Linked DNA regions of Homo sapiens: region 2 is linked to region 1. A link is a contact called in ENCODE Hi-C data. All regions are on one chromosome and are shown on one strand. Each heading gives the region's core, a stretch centred on a gene start or an enhancer-like site at or near the end of the contact. The rest is flanking DNA. Distances are from core to core; before and after follow the strand shown. Region 1 has its middle 49 kb from the start of LINC01910. Region 2 overlaps LOC105376872 (a long non-coding RNA gene).

Region 1 (4,518 bases), core at 733-3,232:
ATCCTGGAGCAAATATGGCATTTTAAATCTACAGTTAATATAGCAACATGTTGAGCTTTGATAGGGCTGAGGGGCACACACACACCTGTTGGCCATGATTTTCTCTGAAATTTTCTTTTTCTTTTTTTTTTTTTTTTTTTTTTTGTGACAGAGTCTCGCTCTGTTGCCCAGGCTGAAGTGCAGTGGTGTGATCTCGGTTCACTGCAGCCTCCATCTCCCGGCTTCAAGTGATTCTCTTTCCTCAGCCTCCGAGTAGCTGGGATTACAGGTGCCTGACACCGTGTCTGGCTAACTTTTGTATTTTTAGTAGAGACAGGGTTTCACCATGTTAGCCAGGCTAGTCTCGAACTCCTGACCTCAGGTGATCCACCCACCTTGACCTCTCAAAGTGCTGGGATTACAGGTGTGAGCCACTGTGCCTGGCTGATTTTCTCTGTAACTTTTTATAATTAAGAAATATTTCATAATGAAACAATGCAAAGATGTCCTCTGCCTTAACTCTATCATGGTATTTGGAAGAGTTACTTTTGACAGGTCCTTGTTGAACCTTGTCTGCAAGCTGTTATTAAACATCTATGGTATTATCCACTACTTCTCTCAGTCCTATTTGAATCGGCTCCAAGTCAGAGTTCCTCCGTGCTTTCCTAACTCACCTCTTAACATATACAGCCTTTCCTCTCCACCATTTAGTTTGCTTTAGATGTTTTTTTTTCTTATTAAGAACACCACTGCTCCAATAATGATGAACTGATTTCCAAATGTCAAAGACTAATCCAACACAGAAATATCAAAGCAAAGACTGCAGATAAGCAACATGGCTTCCTCGTGATGTTTGCTGTGCTTCTAGAAAACAACTTTTCTCATGAGTCTTTTAAATCATGTTTTATCTTTACAATAATGAGTACTCTTGCCTTCTTTGAGAACATCCTCACCTCTCCCAGAGAAGTAGCATCAGCAAATTGATGGGCTGAGACTTATTTCTCCTGGGGTGACCTGCCAATAGCAGAATCATTAGCACAGTCCCCTCTAAAGCACTACTTTTTTTCAATATTCTTTTAAAATTCTCCAGCCAAAAATGATGGGAATCATGATTATTCCTGGCCACTGCCATCTCTAAAGTGGAGTTACTCTTCTTTCTATACCCAGCCATATAAAATTAAGACAATCCACTGAAATATAATTACTCATGTTTTGAAAAATAAACAGCTAAAGTAAAGCTACAGCAGTTTTAGTAATGTGCTGTTTTATTTTAGGTGATGGGAAAACCAAAAGTTATACAACTATTTATGAGGTTCAATGATGAAAGTAACACATTATTTAAAAAATTAATCTGAGTAATCATGATAGTATGGAATTTAAAATTAGAGGCAGGGTGAGGTGGCTCACGCTTGTTATCCCAGCACTTCGGGAGGCCGAGGTGGGCAGATCACTTGAGGTCAGGAGTTTGAGACCAGCCTGGCCAACATGGCCAAACCATGTCTTTACTAAAAATATAAAAATTAGCTGTGCATGGTGGCACTCACCTGTAATCTCAGCTACTCGGGAGGCTAAGGCAGGAGAATCATTTGAACTCTGGCAGTGGAGGTTGCAGTGAGCTGAGATCACGCCACTGCACTCCAGCCTGGGTGACAGAGCAAGATTCTGTCTCAAAAAAAAAAAAAAAAAGAAAGAAAGAAAAAGAAAAGAAACGAATTTAGAATTTAGAATCAGAAGACTTTAATTCCTGGTTCTTCCAGTGATCAGCTGTGTGACATTGGACAAGTTAGTTCCGTAAACCTCAATGTGCAACGTTGGGCTAATGAAGTAGCTACCTGATAAGATTGAAATAGATATTAAAAAATAATAAATAGGCATTCCATATATCATAGCTCAGGCTGCCATACAAAATATCATAGACAGGGTGACTTAAACAACAAAAATGTATTTCTCACAGTTCTGTAAGCTGGAAGTCCAAGATCAAGGTGGCCACAAGGTGGTTTCATTCCGAGACCAATTCTCTTGGCCAGCAGATGGCAGCCTTCTCGCTGTGGGCTCACATGGCCTCTTATATGCCTGTGGGGAAAGAGAGAGGGCTCTCCAGTGTCTCTTGGTGTAAGGATACTGTATCTATCCAGAGCCCCACCCTTCTGACCTCATTTAACCTTATTTACCTCCTTATAGGCCCTATCTTCAATTATAGTCACAGTTGGGGGTTAAGACTTCAACATATCAATTTGGGGGAGACACAGTTCAGTCTGTAATACCTAGGTAATATTAGTATCAGATATTTTAAGGCAGCCACAGGACTGGGCGCAGTGGCCTGTAATCCCAGCACTTTGGGAGGCCGAGGCGGGCAGATCACCTGAGGTAGGGAGCTCAAGACCAGCCTGACCAACACGGAGAAACCCCGTCTCTACTAAAAATACAAAATTAGCCAGGCGTGGTGGCGCATGCCTGTAATCTCAGCTACTAGGGAGGCAGAGGCAGGAGAATCGCTTGAACCCGGGAGGTAGAGGTTGTGGTGAGCTGAGATTGTGCCATTGCACTCCAGCCTGGACAACAAGAGCAAAACTCCATTTCAAAAAAAAAAAAAAAAAGGCAGCCACAGTACTTCTTCCATGCGTGTTTGTTGTTTTTTATTGGCCTGACAGAAAAACCCATGAGAAATAAAAATGAAATGCTAAGCTCCTCAACTCACTGAATGGACCCCCTCTTGGTCCAGGGGACCCCAGAGTAACCTTGGAAACTGAGTTCTTGACCATGATGGAATGGGGTCAGACACACCTCAATGTGCCCTTCCCCTGCTGGCCACCATTAAGCTTTCTTCCCTAAGAGCAAAACAGAAACCAGTCTTTCAAATGATTCCACCGCTATTGACCAACCTGACACTGCCCACCCCTCCTTTTTGCCTGATAAGAGACCACGGACCATGGAGTCTACAAGGAATGTGCAGTTGGAATTTTTGTGTCCTCTGGTTCACCTTTTGAAGTCAGAAGGCCAAACACTCCACTCTCCGATCATGCTAACATGGCCATTTTCTGAACATGGATCCCTTGGAGAAGCAGGAAGCTTTATTGCTCATGCACATGTTTCCTCTTTCACAAAGATTCATGACTTCTCCTGTAGCTTATTAAACACATATATTCAGCCACTTCGTTCAGCATATATTCCTGTTCCTGTTGCCCCTCCCTCAAAATGTCTGTTTCTGGCTTCCCACCCTGTCAGATGGCCACCCTGCAGGCTGCAACCCTTTCCAAATTTATAAGCCTTGTCATTCTTCAGTTGACAACCATAATCCCTATGGCATAACTTGCACTGCATGAAAATTATATTGATAGGTGTAACCAAAATAAATAACTTTATTAAGTTATGTAATTAGAGGTATGTGGAATTTTTCACTCTGCTTTCTCATGAAACAAAGCATAATCATTTCAACGCTCCTACAAAATAGTTACAATCACCACTGTCATGTCTTAATGTTTTACAGTTGGAATAGTAAAAACTATGTCCCTGTAATATACTAAAAAGTTTTAAGTGCTTACCTAAGAATATCCTTTAATGAAAGATGTTTGTTCAGGTTTCTGCCTCAGCCTCTGAGTAGCTGGGATTAGAGGCACCCGCCACCACGCCCGCCTAATTTTTGTATTTTTAGTAGAGACGAGGTTTCACCATGTTGGCCATGCTAATCTCAAACTCCTGACCTCAGGTGATCTGCCTACCTCGGCCTCCCAAAGTGCTGGGATTACAGGTATGAGCCACTGTACCTGGCCCATTGTACCATTTTCTTACTATGAAGATGTTTATTTTTATTTGAACTTCCTGGGCAATAAAAATAATGTTACAGTTTTAAACACTGCTATATATATTTATATATTATACTTTTTGAAAAGGCAATGAATGACAGATCACATCAGTTTATACTTTTACCATATGAGCTGCCATTTCCTGATACCCTCACAAATACTGGTCATTATTGTTCCTTTTTACTCTCTGCCAAATTGGCAAGTGGAAAATTACTTAACATTGCCTTTCTTTGGTTTCTATTGAGTTCAACTTTTTTTTTTTTTTTTTTTTTTTAAGACGGAGTCTTGCTCTGTTGCCAGACTGCAGTGCAGTGGCACGATCTCGGCTCACTGCAACCTCCACCTCCCGGGTTCAAGCAATTCTCCTGCCTCAACTTCCCAAGTAGCCGGGTCTACAGGCACCCGCCACCAAGTCTGGCTAATTTTTGTATTTTTAGTAGAGACAGGGTTTCACCATGTTGGCCAAGATGGTCTTGATCTCTTGTCCTCATGATCTGCCTGCCTTGGCCTCCCAGAGTGCTGGGATAACAGGCGTAAACCACCGTGCCTGACCTGAGTTCAACTTTTTTCACACTTCTTGTTGTCCACCCAAGGTTTCATTTGTACAATACATATCTCTGATTAGTAGGGTTTTGTTAAGTACATGATGATATCTGCAATCTTGGGAAAGGGACTTTATGGGAGGTAACTTCACTATTCCTAAAACCTCCCAACTTGATTCTTCTTATTCTCAAAA
Region 2 (4,666 bases), core at 1,200-3,699, 56 kb before region 1:
ATATTCTGTATAATATTACAGTGGTGGATATATGTCATTAGTCACATCAAAACCCACAGAGTATACAACACCCAGAGTAAACTATGGACTTTAGTTAATAACCATGTATTAATATTTGTTCATGAATTATAACAAATGTCTCATATTAGTGGAAGATGTTAATAGAAGAAACTGTACAAGGAAGAATAGATGACAAATCTCTGTACTATTTGTTCAATGTTTCTGTAAACCTAAAATGGTTCTAAAAACTAAAGTCTATTAATTTAAAATCAAAAAATGTATAGAAAAGTCCCATTTTAGCACCAATTGCATTTTAGCACCAGTAACTAATAATGACTGTTCAATGTTTCACAGGCCTGTTGGCACTTAATCTTCAGAGCAACCTGTTACTCTCCCCAGTATGCAGATGATAAAATGAAGGCAGTAAAGTTGAATTCTTTGCCTGGATTCACAAAGTTTGCTATGGGCTGGCCTAGGTTTGACTACAGAACTCAGGTCTTAACCATAACAATCTGTGTTTTGCCTCTTCCCTAAAAGACACCATATAAACGTCTGTGAAATGGGGGAAGTATTCCCCTTGCCTTGGGTGGAACTGAGGTGGAATCACAAAGTTCTTACTGTGTTCAGAGTACTAATCTTATTTAGGCCGTGGAAGACTGGAGTCAATGCCAGTCATGCCCCAGTGTAAAATAGATCAGGCCAGAGGTGGTTAGGACTGTATATGATGACTCTTCTGTACTGAACCTCTTACCAGTCATTGTTGATCTGGGACAAATGGAGAAAGGCTCTTTGATAATAACCATATTTTATGAGGAATAATCACTTTAAATAAATGACCAAAAATGTAATGACTTAAAGCTAATCTTTAGAACATCAAGCTATGAAGTACCTCCTCCAAGATTGTATTAGTCTTCCTAGTGCTGTCTGGTACCAATATCCTACTTGTAGATAATGAACCGGGCTCAAGTAAGTCCTATTCCAGTAGCCTCACCAATGCAAAGCGAAATGGAAGAAGCCCCAAAAGATAGTAGTAGAGGAAGACTCTATCTGCATAAAGATGCATGGCCACAAGAGGGCACTGCAGACACAATGTGGAATGCAGATGCCCACAGGTACCCAGGCGGTCACTCACTGCAAAGAGAACCAATGGGCAAAAGTTAACTCGCTTTCCAATTTTAAAAGACAAATCATGACTTAATCTACAGTAGTGACTGAATCTATATTTAAATCCCAACATGCTGCAGAGCTATTTAGTATTATTCAGAATTAGAATTATTTCCCTTAAAAGCTTCCAAAGTAATATTTAAATACTATTAATCTGTATCTTACTTATACAACTAAGTATATTATATAGCAAGCAATAAACCTAAATAAAATTGCTAGTCAAATTGAGCATGGATTAAGTGATCAGAGAATGTCATACTTCTTCAATTCTGCCCAGTGCTTATCAGAGCACCGTTCCTTCACTTAGTAGGAACATGTTACAAACTGTCATTAAATATATCTGATAAATTAGTAATACATCATCAGAACACAGCCTACAGTTTTTGGGATAAGGGATTTTTAATATAAAAACCTTCTTGAGTGTTTTCCTACTGTAAGAAATTTTTAGTAGCTTTTCTCCTGTATTTATGTGATGCAGGCTTTGATCCCAGGAGACTGTCTTAACTCTGCAAATGCCAGGGAATCCATATTTACATCATAGAGATGGGCTATGGCAAATCAAGTCAGTAGCATTGGATGGTACCAGTTTAGTTTATTCCTTAAATGAAAAACACAAAGGCTGTGCATTAACTCATAGGACCAGCTAACAAAGGGGTCTCCACATTGTCAAGTTTAACCAAGAGCAAACGGGTTTTAAAACACACCTTTACATTTTTATAATGGGGAGATGAAGAGAAGAAAATTGTGCGTCAAATGTTTTCGAATACTCATATCCATATGTGGAAATAGAAATTAAAATATCATCGTAAGAAGTTATAAAAAGCATTTGTGCAGAACCACAATATTTTGATACTATTCAAACAATAATATCTATCTTAAGGTTTGAAAGAAAGTATAACATTAGGCATCAGGTTTTTTTACTTTTTAGTTTATGATTGAGAATTAAACCACAATATAAAACCAAAAATATTTTCAAAGAGAATTTAGAAGTTATGTTGATTTATGCAAGAAGTAGTGTTATCATATTATTAATACATTAATTAATACAGCTACATTTAAAACCCTGTAGACATGGGTGTACATACCAATATTTTTTCTCTTTATTAACAAATAGAGGGAAATTATATGCTACTGTTAATCTAATTTCCTGCTTCACAACCCTCTTTTAATTTCTGACATATGTTTATGTCTGAAACAGAAGAGCAAAGCACTTGCAAACACCCCTGAGTTAAGCCTAACACTTCGGGAACTCTTGAGGATTTGAGCGACTGGTGTGGAGAGACTGTCAGTATGCAGTGCCCTCTGCTGGCCAAATTATTAAACATCGCGATAAACAAAATTCCCAAGTGTTAATATTACAATGTGGGGGAATAAAACTAAGATTATTTTGGAATTAGCCCTATAATTCCGGAGAGTCACCATTCACTACCATAATTCCTTAGTGAACAGAGATTTACTTTTATGGAACAAAACAAGCGCAAAGCTACCTGGTACAAAGAAACATCCCCTGCCAAGAATGGAATAGAGAGTGAGACTTCTTATGCCTGCCCAGGTCTCAGGTCCAAAGTCACCCCAACTGTTACCTCTTTCTCAATCTTACCGCCCCTCCTCCATGTCCCACAGCCTCTCCGTGCTTTCACTTCCCAGTTCTGCTGCAATCTTTCAGCTTGTATCTTCTCATTGGAACTGTGAGCTCATCCAGCAGAGATATGTGTCACTCCTCCTGGAAGCCTCGGACATTACAAAAATTCAGTAACTGTCTGTCCAGTTTGGGTTTCTTCAAAAGCTGTAGAATTAATCATAGGGCCAGAATCAGCAATGTTGCAATGCAGTTCCCGGTGATGAATTTAGGAAGTTGTCCTGGACCCCAGAAGTGAGACTTTTAATCATGAAGAGTGGTGAACACAATGTGTGTGGCATAATAAACCTCTGGCTGTGTATTCATTAATTTTAAAGAAGAAAACGAGTACAACATTGCTGCTAAGACTTAGACGGGCTTCTGTGTAGAATTTCCATTTGGCTTCCAGGACAGATTCTTGGGTTCAGAGGCCACTAAGAAGGGGGAAGGAAGAGAGAGAAGGCAAACTTCTGGGCCAAGGTTCAGGGGAGGTGGAGGCAAACCTCTGAGACAGAGAGAGAAAGGCAGGCCTCTGAGACAAAGAGAAATCATTCTGGGCTCCTCTGTAGGGTTCAAACTGATTCGGTTTTATCCGGAGTAAAACAAAAGCAGTCATTTTAATAAATCCTTGAAATTCACATCTTTCCAGGTGCTGTAAGAGCACTGGGAAGACAGAAAGCTTAACTAAATCTTTGTCAATGAATATTTAAGCAATATACCAGGAAGCCTTTCAGGTGATAAACAAAACCTAGTAATTATAAAGATAAAATTGTGCAATTTGACTACAATAAATAACAAGCCTTTACTCTGCAAAACAGCATTACCTAAATGTCAAAATACAAGTAACAAACTGGGAAAAGTATCTGCAACACATATGGAAAGGCTACAGTCCTTACTATTTAAAAAGTATTTATACAAACCAGTAAGAAAGTTAATGCTAACAACCTAATACGACACACGTGAGCAATTTTCAAGAAAGGAAGGAGATTGTGTCTAAGCACGTGTCAATATAGTCAACCTCACTAATAATAAAATGCAACTATTATACCTAATTAATCTAACAACTATCAAATAGGTAAAACTAAAAATATTTTATAAACTTTGTGTATTAAAGCAAATGACCCCTCTAATATGCTGTTGGCAAGAAAACTTGATTCTACAACTTTCACACAGAACAGTTTGGCAATATCTATCATAATGCACCTTACACACACGCCCAGCCATGTCTAGGCATTTTCCCTACACATCTATTCCCATTGATACAAGGAAATTCATAGCATTCTCATTTTTAATAGCAAAAAAAAAAAATATCTGGGAACAACCTAAATGTCCATGAGTGCAGGCTGAATAAAGAAATCATGGGCTGGACGCGGTGGCTCATGTCTGTAATCCCAGCACTTTGGGAGGCCAAGGTAGGTGGATCACTTGAGGTCAGGAGTTCGAGACCAGCCTGGCTAACATGGCAAAACCCTGTCTCTACTAAAAATACAAAAATTAGCCAGGCATGATGGTATGAGCCTGTAATCCCAGCTACTTGGGAGGCTCAGGCAGGAGAATTGCTTGAACCTGGGAGGCAGAGATTGCAGTGAGCTGAGATTGTGCCACTGCACTCTAGCCTGGGCGACACAGCAAGACCGTGTCTCTCAAAAAAAAAAAAAAAGAAAGAAAGAAAGAGAGAGAGAGAAAGAAAGAAATAATAGTACACCAATATTTACAGTGTACCAACATTTAAAGTGAGAGTAGGATTATATATACTAATTCAGAAAGATTGCTGAGACATTGTTTATTGGAAAAATGTGCAGAATGAAGATGATCATACACTCTCATCTTGGGTTTACAAAGAACATATATGTGTTTGTTTATCAACAGCTTCACTCTGGAAAA

The links. Hi-C counts contacts between places; a loop is a spot of excess contacts on that map. Pooled maps may share reads with other maps.
Region 2: a loop to region 1 is called in a pooled map, with 2.1 times the contacts of the local background. The contact joins two enhancer-like sites. A Hi-C loop is called at or near these places in 1 of 50 pooled maps.

Annotation. Positions count from the first base shown.
Region 1 is chr18:70,431,574-70,436,091 of GRCh38, reverse strand. No RefSeq gene overlaps it. Among named protein-coding and RNA genes, the nearest start is that of LINC01910, 49 kb to the right of the region's middle. Within about 2 kb of position 1,982, at least 2 of the 41 ENCODE cell types and tissues checked have a DNase peak (open chromatin) inside an H3K27ac peak, as active enhancers do.
Region 2 is chr18:70,488,339-70,493,004 of GRCh38, reverse strand. LOC105376872 (a long non-coding RNA gene) reads right to left here. Exons shown (of 3, transcript XR_935606.3): 3 at 1,740-2,950. Among named protein-coding and RNA genes, the nearest start is that of LINC01910, 110 kb to the right of the region's middle. Within about 2 kb of position 2,449, at least 4 of the 41 ENCODE cell types and tissues checked have a DNase peak (open chromatin) inside an H3K27ac peak, as active enhancers do.